Regions from separate parts of the Homo sapiens genome. Here region 1 is linked to region 2. The links are chromatin contacts, found by Hi-C or POLR2A ChIA-PET in ENCODE. All regions are on one chromosome and are shown on one strand. Each heading gives the region's core, a stretch centred on a gene start or an enhancer-like site at or near the end of the contact. The rest is flanking DNA. Distances are from core to core; before and after follow the strand shown.

Evidence for each region. A loop is a pair of places that touch in the nucleus more often than their neighbours do. ChIA-PET counts read pairs that join two places held with the same protein, here RNA polymerase II (POLR2A). Pooled maps may share reads with other maps.
Region 1: a map of heart right ventricle shows a loop between it and region 2 (2.5-fold over the local background). The contact joins two enhancer-like sites. A Hi-C loop is called at or near these places in 16 of 168 maps with a recorded cell type or tissue (CD4-positive, alpha-beta T cell, CD4-positive, alpha-beta memory T cell, CD8-positive, alpha-beta T cell and 8 more) and 20 of 50 pooled maps. POLR2A ChIA-PET finds 5 or more read pairs at or near these places in 11 of 52 experiments (CD4-positive, alpha-beta T cell, CD4-positive, alpha-beta memory T cell, CD8-positive, alpha-beta T cell and 7 more).

What each region holds. Positions count from the first base shown.
Region 1 is chr17:77,675,715-77,680,424 of GRCh38, forward strand. It overlaps LOC107985079 (a long non-coding RNA gene), which reads left to right. Exons shown (of 2, transcript XR_001753032.2): 2 at 1,589-4,710. Among named protein-coding and RNA genes, the nearest start is that of LINC01987, 50 kb to the right of the region's middle. Within about 2 kb of position 2,097, at least 2 of the 41 ENCODE cell types and tissues checked have a DNase peak (open chromatin) inside an H3K27ac peak, as active enhancers do; they include heart right ventricle, where a contact is called at or near this core.
Region 2 is chr17:77,599,371-77,604,037 of GRCh38, forward strand. No RefSeq gene overlaps it. Among named protein-coding and RNA genes, the nearest start is that of LINC01987, 130 kb to the right of the region's middle. Within about 2 kb of position 3,126, at least 16 of the 41 ENCODE cell types and tissues checked have a DNase peak (open chromatin) inside an H3K27ac peak, as active enhancers do; they include heart right ventricle, where a contact is called at or near this core.

The DNA.
Region 1 (4,710 bases), core at 847-3,346, 75 kb after region 2:
CTGAACCCTGGCACTTGCCTTTCTTTGGGGCCTCAGCTCTAATCAGGTGCAAGCTTTGCTAATCCTTCCTATGAGTGACCTCTTGTGCTCCTCCTCCCTCCTTCCTCCCTCCTCCATCTGAGATTCTGCATCAGCTCCATCCTAATCTCTAACTGGCCTCTGGATGAAGGAGCCCAGGTGAGCCCCTCCATTTGCTGACCTCCCCCTCCCCGCTGTGGGCCCTGCAACCTCCTTGAGCTGGTCCCCACCCACCCACATCTTCTTCTTCACACTCCCCAGCACTCAGCACACCCCAGCCAAAGCCACGTTGTCACTAAGCCAGACCATGTCACACCCAGCCCAGGCTCCTGCCTTTTGGGTGTAATTTCACAGTTGACATCCTCTGCTTTATTTCGAGCCGAGCTGAGCTTTATTTCGAGCTGAGCTGCCCCTTCAGCTCTCAGCCAGTTTCCTGCATTTGCAGCCCTGGCTTCTGGGTACCTCACCAACCTGCCACACTCCCTGGGCCGTCCGCAAGAACCCAGCCCCGTGCCCCCTTCCTGGAATTCCTCAGGAGCATGGAGTCTGTTTCACATCGGCCACTTTCTGGCGTGTCTTAGACCAGCCGCCTGATTCCCTTTCCCGGACGGCGAGCGCCAGGAATGTGCCATCCGCATTCCACTTTATCTTGTATCTCCCTGGGCTCCCAGCCCCGCGCCGGGCGAAGAGCCGGCACTCAATCAACGCCTGCCTAATGAATTGGCTGAATAAATTAATTTGGGGTTCATTTTCCCGGCCCCCTGCTTGGATGGGGAGGCTGCCTCCCTGACCTGTGGGGTGAGGCCCCTGAGGGCGGGACAGGACTGTGCACTGCCTAGTACATTAAACCGGGTCTCAGATTCCATTAAATCGAGGGGGAGGGAGTGCCTGCCGAGGAGGCTCACCCCAGAGGCCCTGCACGCGGCTCGGGCTGTTTAAGGAGGTTAAAACGAGAGGAGAAGGCTCTACAGCTAATTGTCCTTGTGCGTTAATCACAGTGTGCTGCGGGGGCGCCTGTTAGAATGTGTTAATTTGGTAATTACCGAGGAGGGGGAGGCTGCTCTGTAACCCTCGGCCTTTGTCATTATTTTTTAACTGAAATATGAAATGGAAATGGAAAGAGTGAGAAATTCCAGCCAGGATTTAAACCCAGATAGTGGAAATTCCCATCAGTTCACGTCCTCCTCTGCCGCTGCTGGAATGCCCCACGCAGGTGTCTCGTCTTCGTTTCTGCCCAGCCTAGATGTCTTTGCCCCCTTTTGAGCTTCCGGGTCCCAACACTGAGAGGGGCTCTGTCACCTTCTGTTTCTTGGAGAGACAGGAATGGCGGCCACACTTTATGACAGATATCATAATAGCCCAAAGATTCCAGACCCCGGGGCTCAAGCCCTCCTCCTTGCAGGTCTGGCCTGTATCCCCCACGGCCTTCGTTAATGGGCTGGGGGCTCCCCACTCCCCCAGATGGAATCTTCTCATCTCCCTGCTCAGGCAAGGCTTCTTTTTGCCTGTTGCACTAACTATGGTCCTTGATTTCATCTCTCTCCTCCCTGTTTCCCCACCCCAATCACAGCTCAGATACCAAGTATGCTGGGAACAACCAAGACCCAGGGGGCCGCTTGCTGCTAGCTTATTGTTTGCGGAGTCTTAAATGTGCATAACAGCTGTGCACAGTGTTGCAGAGCCATGCACGAAGCGGACATTGCAACCAACCAGGACTGGGAATTCCATCTTCTCTGCTTTCAAGAGCTCAGGCCTGATTGGTGGTCCTACCTCCCAACTATCTCTGGAATCTCTGCTTTTCTCCTAATTCCATTGCTGCAAAGAGTCTAGATGAAGACTTTGAACTTTTGCCTGGACACCTCCAGTATCCTGATGAAGTCGTTCCCTTCAGCCAGGCTCTGTTTCCTCTGAGCCTGGGTGGAAACAAACAGAGCCTGGTCACCCAAGGACATGAGTATTGGGAACACGGACTCGGATGAAAATCCCAAAAAAAGCCAAAGTCCTCCCAGCGGCCCTCATCCTCAGTGATCAGGCCCCGTTGCTGCTCGGACCTCTCTCTCTCTGCTCCGGCCCCGCTGCCTGCTCTGCTGCACTGGGCTTGTGGGGCTGGGGTGGCTCTGGACACTGGGATATTTTTATTTAACTCCCAAGGCAATTCTAACGTGCAGCCGGGTGGACAGCCAGGATCTCCAGGAGAAGTTCACGTCCTTCTCTGCCGCATCTCTAACCCGGCCTGGGTCTATGGCCCCGGCTCCTCTCCCTCCCCTCCCCATCTTCTTCTCTCCTCCCAGCCCCCCACGCTTAAATCACATCAAACCTCAGCCCGTTCTCTTTTCACCCCTCTGTGCCTTTGCACTTGCAATCGTTCCTGCAGAAAAGAACCTCTGTTAATGTTTTGGGATTTCCTCCAGTCTGGGCAGCCTCCCGTCATCTCCTCAGTGGACACGTATCGACCCCTTCTCGTTCACTGTCTTACTTCATCTTTCAGCTCCACAGAGCAGACTGTGTTTATCTCTAATAGTCCTCGTTCTGCTGCATTTTAATCATTTGTTTACCGGCTCTAAATGTGGAAATACAGGGGCTTTGGTGCCAGCAGACCTGGGTTGGAAGGCTAAGTTCCGCCACTTATATTCTGTGGCTTTGCGTAAGTCACAAAACAGCTCTGAGCCTCAGTTTCCTCATCTGTAAACCACAAGCCTTCACTCAACCCATTTTTTATTGAGCACCTACTAAGTACCATGCAGGTCAGACCCATCTTCTCATTTAACCTTTGCAGCACCCCTGTGAGCTAACACATGGCATTTATGAATCCAAGCTGGGGAGGGGACCAGCTCCAGCCTGGCTGGCCATAGACCTTGGCCAAATTGCTCAGGACCACCCCACCCCGCCTGCCAACTGCTGTCCCCAACCCTGGATGTCCCATGTTTGTCTCTGGTTCTGTGGGTGAGACACCCACTCCATGGGGATGTTGTGAGGGTCGTGTTCAATGTAGGCATGTGTGACTTAACACTGGGAAATGTTCTGAGACATTTTTCATTGTGTGGACATCACAGAGGGTACCTACACAAACCCAGGTGGTACAGCCTGTGGTATATGGTGTATGCCTGTGGACCCAGGCTACAAACCTGTACAGCACGTTAGTGTACTGCAGTACTGAATGCTGCAGGCAATTGGAACATGGTAGTAGGTATTCATGTTTCTTTTCTTTTCTTTTTCCTTTTTTTTTTCTTTTTTTTGAGATGGAGTCTTGCTCTGTCGCCCAGGCTGGAGTGCAGTGGCACAATCTCGGCTCACTGCGACCTCCACCTCCCAGGTTCAAGCAATTCTCCTGCCTCAGCCCCCCAAGTAACTGGGACTACAGGCGTCAGCCACCACACCCAGTTACTTTTTGTATTTTTAGTAGAGACTGGATTTCACCATGTTGGCCAGGATGGTCTCGATCTCTTGACCTCGTGATCCACCTTCATCGGCCTCCCAAAGTGCTGGGATTACAGGCGTGGGCCACCATGCCTGGTATTCATGTTTCTAAACACATCTAAACATAGAAAAGGTTGGGTCAAAATACAGTATTATAATCTTATGGAGCCACCATCATCAATGCGGTCTGTGCTGACGCAAATGTTGTTACATGGTGCATGACAGTAGCACCTGCCGAGCACTGAGAACAAGGAAGCCCTCAGTGCACGTTAGCTGTCATTGTCATCACTGTCTTCTCATCACCTGCCAGGTGGAGAAATGGCTCTTACACCTTCAGTCTTGTAGGATTGTTCAGAAGATTAAATGAGATAATAGAGTAAACTGCAGCATACAATAAATTTCTTAATAAATGTCCCTTTCCTTCCTTCCTTTTCCCCTGACCCCACTACCTCCTTTAGGGACTCTGTTCCTTGGACAATGATTGCTTCCTTTATGCTCTGGAGTCCAGCAGAGACTGACACACAGTTGGGGCTAAACACGTCTGAGGGTGATGAAACTCCCATTTCTGACGCCGTCAACTTGTTTTCTGTAATGTTAGCCCTGCCATATTCCAGCTCGACAGAGCTTGGGCAGCCCGAGGTGGTGACTGTATTTGGCCATCAGCCATGTCCCTTGCAGGGCCAGTCTCTGAGGTGCCATGAGACCTTCTGTGCCTGGCAAGCCGGGGCACTTCGGAGAATGGCAGCTGCCTGGTTTCTCAGGGGAGCAACTACATTCCTAAGTCGCTTGGGGATCGCTTGACTTCCCTCATTCATTCACCCATCCTTCCATCCATCTATTCCTTCATCCAGCAAATTGGACCCCTTCCGTGTGCCAGACACTGTTCTGAGCAGAAGCACCTGCCCTTGAGGAAGTGACACTCCAGTGGGGAGAGACAAGTAAGCTCACAAAGATCTATCTGCAAAATCAAATTCCAGGTAGTGATCAGTGCCACGAACAAAAATAAAAATGAATAAAGAGATGTAAAATGATTTCCTTCCCCAAGGGCAGAGGATTCTTTCTAGCAGGTTATTTGGAAAAGTTCCCTCTGAAGAGGTGACATTTGATCATTGTTAAAGTCACATGCATCATTGTGAACATTTCACAAAACACAGAAGAACCTAATGCTTTCGCACAAACCATCATCTAGAAATCACACCATCTCAACATCTTGTCGTTTAAAAATTGATATATAATAATGGTACATATTTCTGGGGTCCCTGTGATATTTTGATA
Region 2 (4,667 bases), core at 1,876-4,375:
CCAGCCTGGTCCCTAGAGGCAAACTCTGCTGGAATCTGGGGTGTTGTCCCCCTGCAGTGGTGTCAGAGACGCAGTGGCCCTGGGTCTCCACCAGCAAGGAAGACTAACCCTCAGGAAAGGTTGTGCTTGATTGTGCCTTTTCAAATCAGCATTGTGTTTCATTAAAATAACAGAAATACTGAATAAGCAGTGATCACCTATAGTCACTTACCGATGTTAGGAGGCAGCTAGGATTTCAGGAATGTCCCTCTTAGACACAGGCTGGTGCTGCCTTGCTCTCTTATGAACTGCCTTTTCAGTTGAGCTCAGATCTGGTGGGAGAAAAAAACCATAATGAGCTTTTGAATTAGACCAAGCCTGACTTTTGGCCCTGGCTCTGTCCAGCTCTTGCAGAGGGACTCTGTGAAAAGGTGCATTAGACACTGCCAGCACATGGCAGGGACTTGTAGTAATCAGGAGTCCTTTTCTAAGTGACCAAAATCCCAAATTCAAATAAAGAAGAGGAAAATTCATTGGCTACAACAGCTTCAGGTATGGCTGGATCCAGGTGCTCCAACAATATGGTCAGGATCCAGTGTCTCTCTGTCTCTTGCTGGTCTCCTGTGTGTTCACATAATTCCCAGGTGAGCTGTTTTTCCATGGTGGAAGCTCCACACTTTTGTCTCACCAACTTTAAGACCACCTGAAAGCCAGCTATGCTTTCCCAACAGGCTGTTGGAGAGACTGGAGCCAATCACAGCACATGCTGAATGGAGGGCTCATATTCGGGCAGGCAGCTGAGGGGAAGGTACAGCAGACACTTTCTGGGCCCATGGCCTCTTACCCCTGTGAGTTCAGGTGTGGCTGTGTGGGTAGGTCCCATCTTTCCTCCTGTCTTCTGACTCAGGGCTTTTTCCATAGCTAAGGGCAGGGTAAGCTTGGGAGATACCATGCCCTGGGACAACCGTCTGCCAATGGGGGACAATAGTCTGCGCCCATGGAGGGACAACTCAGAGGCAGATCCCACGGATTTTTCAGAGGGCTCCTGGTGGGTCTGAGCCCCTGTTGCCCGCACCGATCACCAGCCCAGTGTCATCCTCCCATTGACCACGCTGATCACCAGCCCAGTATCATCCTCACAATTGGCCACGCTGATCACCAGCCCAGTGGCATCCTCGCAATTGGCCACGCTGATCACCAGCCCAGTGACATCCTCACATTGGCTTTCTCCCCACCCGGATCTCACTGCCCTGCCCCTCACTCCAGCTTCCTGGAGTCACCTCCCACCTACACTACCTGCACCCAAGGCCTTGTCTCAGGCTCTGTTTTGGGGGAACCCCGAAAGGCAGAGAGGTCAACCTCACCTGAAGCAGGTGAATTGAGAGGTATTAGGGCCTTGAGGACACCTGAGTTTGACCGGCCAGGCGTCTGACCTCCCTCAGCAGCAGGACCCTGTCTCAATTGTTGTCTCGTGAATCCTCCCAGTGTATAAAGAGTACAAGAAAGGGGTTGGTCCAGCCTCACAAGCATTTACTGAGCACCTACTGTGTGCCAGGCTTACTCCCTCTTCACATGAACTCATCATCACCCCATTCTACAGATGCAGGGAGTGAGGCCTAAAATCATCAGGAAGGATCTGAGGCCACACAGCTGGTAAATGGCAGAGCGGGGGCTGGAGTCCAGGGCCTCTCACTCCAGGTGCGGGCTCCTGTCCTCGCCCCGCTGGCTGGTCTGAGGTGGCTCACTGAGCTGGGCGTAGCTTGAAGCCTCCCTTGGTCCCCTCCAGTCAAGACTGGATTTTCCCGCCAGCTCCCAGCCACTGTCCTTCCTCCCCAGGAACCTTCCGCTGTGTTTTTTGCAAAGTCAGGCTCTCCTAACTCTCTCTCACACCCCTTCCTGTTCAGGCTCCAACTTTCTCTGCCCAGAAGCCCTTGCTGGCATTGGTGCCTGTGCCAAGCTTGCTCAGTGGGAGGTGGGTTCACAGCCTCTCACCTCCTTCCCTGCTCGCTGTCCACAGGACTGTCCAAGTAAAGGTTCCCCTCAACACCACCCCTTCCCTCAACCCCGTCCCAGGTCACCACTCAGAATGACAGCGCTAACCCTTTCTACCCTGCTCAAATCCCAACCCTCACCTTCTGGGGCTGCCCCTGCCTGCCCAGATCACCTTCTTGCTGAGAAAATGGAAGCGTTAAACTCTCAATCCTCTTCAAAGCTCATTAGCCAGAGAAAGCTACACATCAAATTGATTTTAATTCTCCGGGTTCTGGCTAACGCAATGACTTCAGGCCACAGGCGGGGAGGGCAGGGTTATTTTTTTGAGGCTTGCTGGTGTCTCTCTGCCCTTTCCTTCTGGCTGGCTCATGATTCTTGCAATGTGACAAGCTCTGCGCAGTCCCAGGGCCAGGACGCAGGGCGAGCCTTGTGCTCCCCAGGGGCAGGATGGGGGCGGAGGGATGGAGGAGGTGCTGAGCCCACAGCAGTCTCCCTTCCCAGGGCCCTACCCAGAAGCTGTCCCGCCACTCATAAAGAGCCTGAAAGATGGAAAGGATCTCTCTCTTATTCTTGTAATATACTTTGCCCAGAATTCATGATGAAATACATTTTCTCCAGAACGTTTTATGCAGTTAATGGTGTAAAATCAAACCGACTGTTGTCAGACCATTCTCAGTGCCTCCCCTAACCCCAGTATTTGTGCTGAAGATGGTGGGAACTCAATTTGCCCTTCCAGAATATCGCAGAGCCTGGCCCCAGCCTGAGCAATGGCAGCTCTCCAGGAGCCTGAGGTCTGAATCTGCCTGGTACAGCATCCTGGAGAGCACGTGCAGACACAGAAGTACTGTGTGCCCTGTGAAATAGTGGGCCAGGTAGGCATTCTGTCCCATCTGTCATGTGCTCCCTCTGTGTGGCTGCCCTGGAGGTTCTGAGGAGGCCTGCGGGGAGGCCCTAGGTTGTTCCAAACCACCTCTATAAATAGCCAGCTTCAGGAATTCACTGGGAGCCAGGCTGTTTTTATAGGCTTGTATCTTCGTTTTTCCAGTAATCCAGCTGAGTGCTTCTGGACCCGGGCCCCCACCAGGGAACTGACAACCCCACATCTGCCACAGGCAGAAAACTTGTGGGGGTCAAGGGAAGCTCTTTCTCTGCCATTTAAGAAGGAATAGTGGGGGCCGGGGCTGCCAGCCCGCTTGGCTCACAACTTTTGGACTGTCTGGCATTGTGGCCAGCACGTGACTGTGGTTATTTGGGGCAAGCAGGGGTGCCCAAGTCCAGACACATCTCCTCCCAGGCCTGTCCCTCACTGACACATCTGGTAAGCATGCGACGGAGAGAACACTGTGTAACAGGAACCAACGCTGGGCTGTCCCAGGCATCCTTTATGGAGAAAAACTCTTTCTATGGGATCTGAATGCTTCTGCTCTTAAATAATCAGTGTGAATTTCTTCTAAGCAGCCAGTGACTAGCCAACAGTTCGAGTAGGGCAAAGTCAATGATGGACTGGATTTCATTTCTCATCAGTGGCATGAGGGGGGTGAACCAGGGGGTCTCCAGTCCCACTTAGACTCAATTCCATAACCTCAACCAAGCACCTGAGCACGCCGGGCACCTGGGGAACCGAGGGACTTGGTACCAGGAGTGGGGCCCACAGGGCCCTGTGAGCGTGTGGTCAGGGGTGGGGAGAAGCCACGGAGGTCGAGGCAGGGTTGTGCTCGCTCAGAGAACCAGATGGCCAAAAGTCCCAGGAAAGCTGGTCTCTATCCATGCTCAACACAGCTTTTCCTTGTGAAGGGAGAGGGAGGAAAGGGATTACCGGCGCCGGGGAGAAAGAGCCCAGAGCCCCGAGGGAGGTGTGGACAGAGCACTCATGAAGATGAGGAAGAGGAGCTTGAGCGCAGGGACAGTGCACAGCACAGTCTGCATCAGAGGAGATGTCTGGGGTCAGACAGAGACTGAGGGGCCTGCCCCTTGGGGCCCGGTGGCCAGGACTTGGTGCAAAAGCCCCCGCCCCCCACAGCCTCCCTGCTCCGAGCCCCTGGCCTTGTGCATCTCCTGCTCTCCTTCCTGAACTAGCGTTGACCTCACATCGCAGCTGCCCTTCCCTGGCTTCATTTATTCAGGAGAGATCTATGGACTACCGCCATGAGGCACGCTCACTCTCTGTTCAGACCTGACGGCGGATCCCGAGCCACGGACCCTGGCGTTCTCCCCACAGATCAGCTCACCTTCACCCTTTTGATGTTGCCACTTCCAGCTGTTCCAGGGAGATGCCTCCTTGGTCTAGCCCAGCCCCAGGCACACTCTGAACGCAGACCTCAGGCAGCCACCCCAGACCCAGCAGAGGGGACACCAGCATGGGCAGCGCAAGTGGGCCTGACATCAGGAAAGCGACCATCCCTGCCTGTCCCTCCAGGGCTAGAGTCATGACTGTATTTGGGTGTGATTCAGATTCATGTAACAGAGCACAAGTGACATTAAAGGGGAAGAAGAAGTAGATGAAGACATGGCTGAAAGCAGACATTAGCCAAATTCTTACTCTAAGGAGAAATGAGGGGTGAGAAGCCTTTTATCCCTGTTGCTGACTTGTCTCCAGCTCCCAGGTACCAGACTACAGGGGTGGGGGTGGGGCAGGCTCTAGGGAGATTCTCGCTTGGTACCCAGCTCCACACTCTGCAATAGTAGTTGATTTGTCA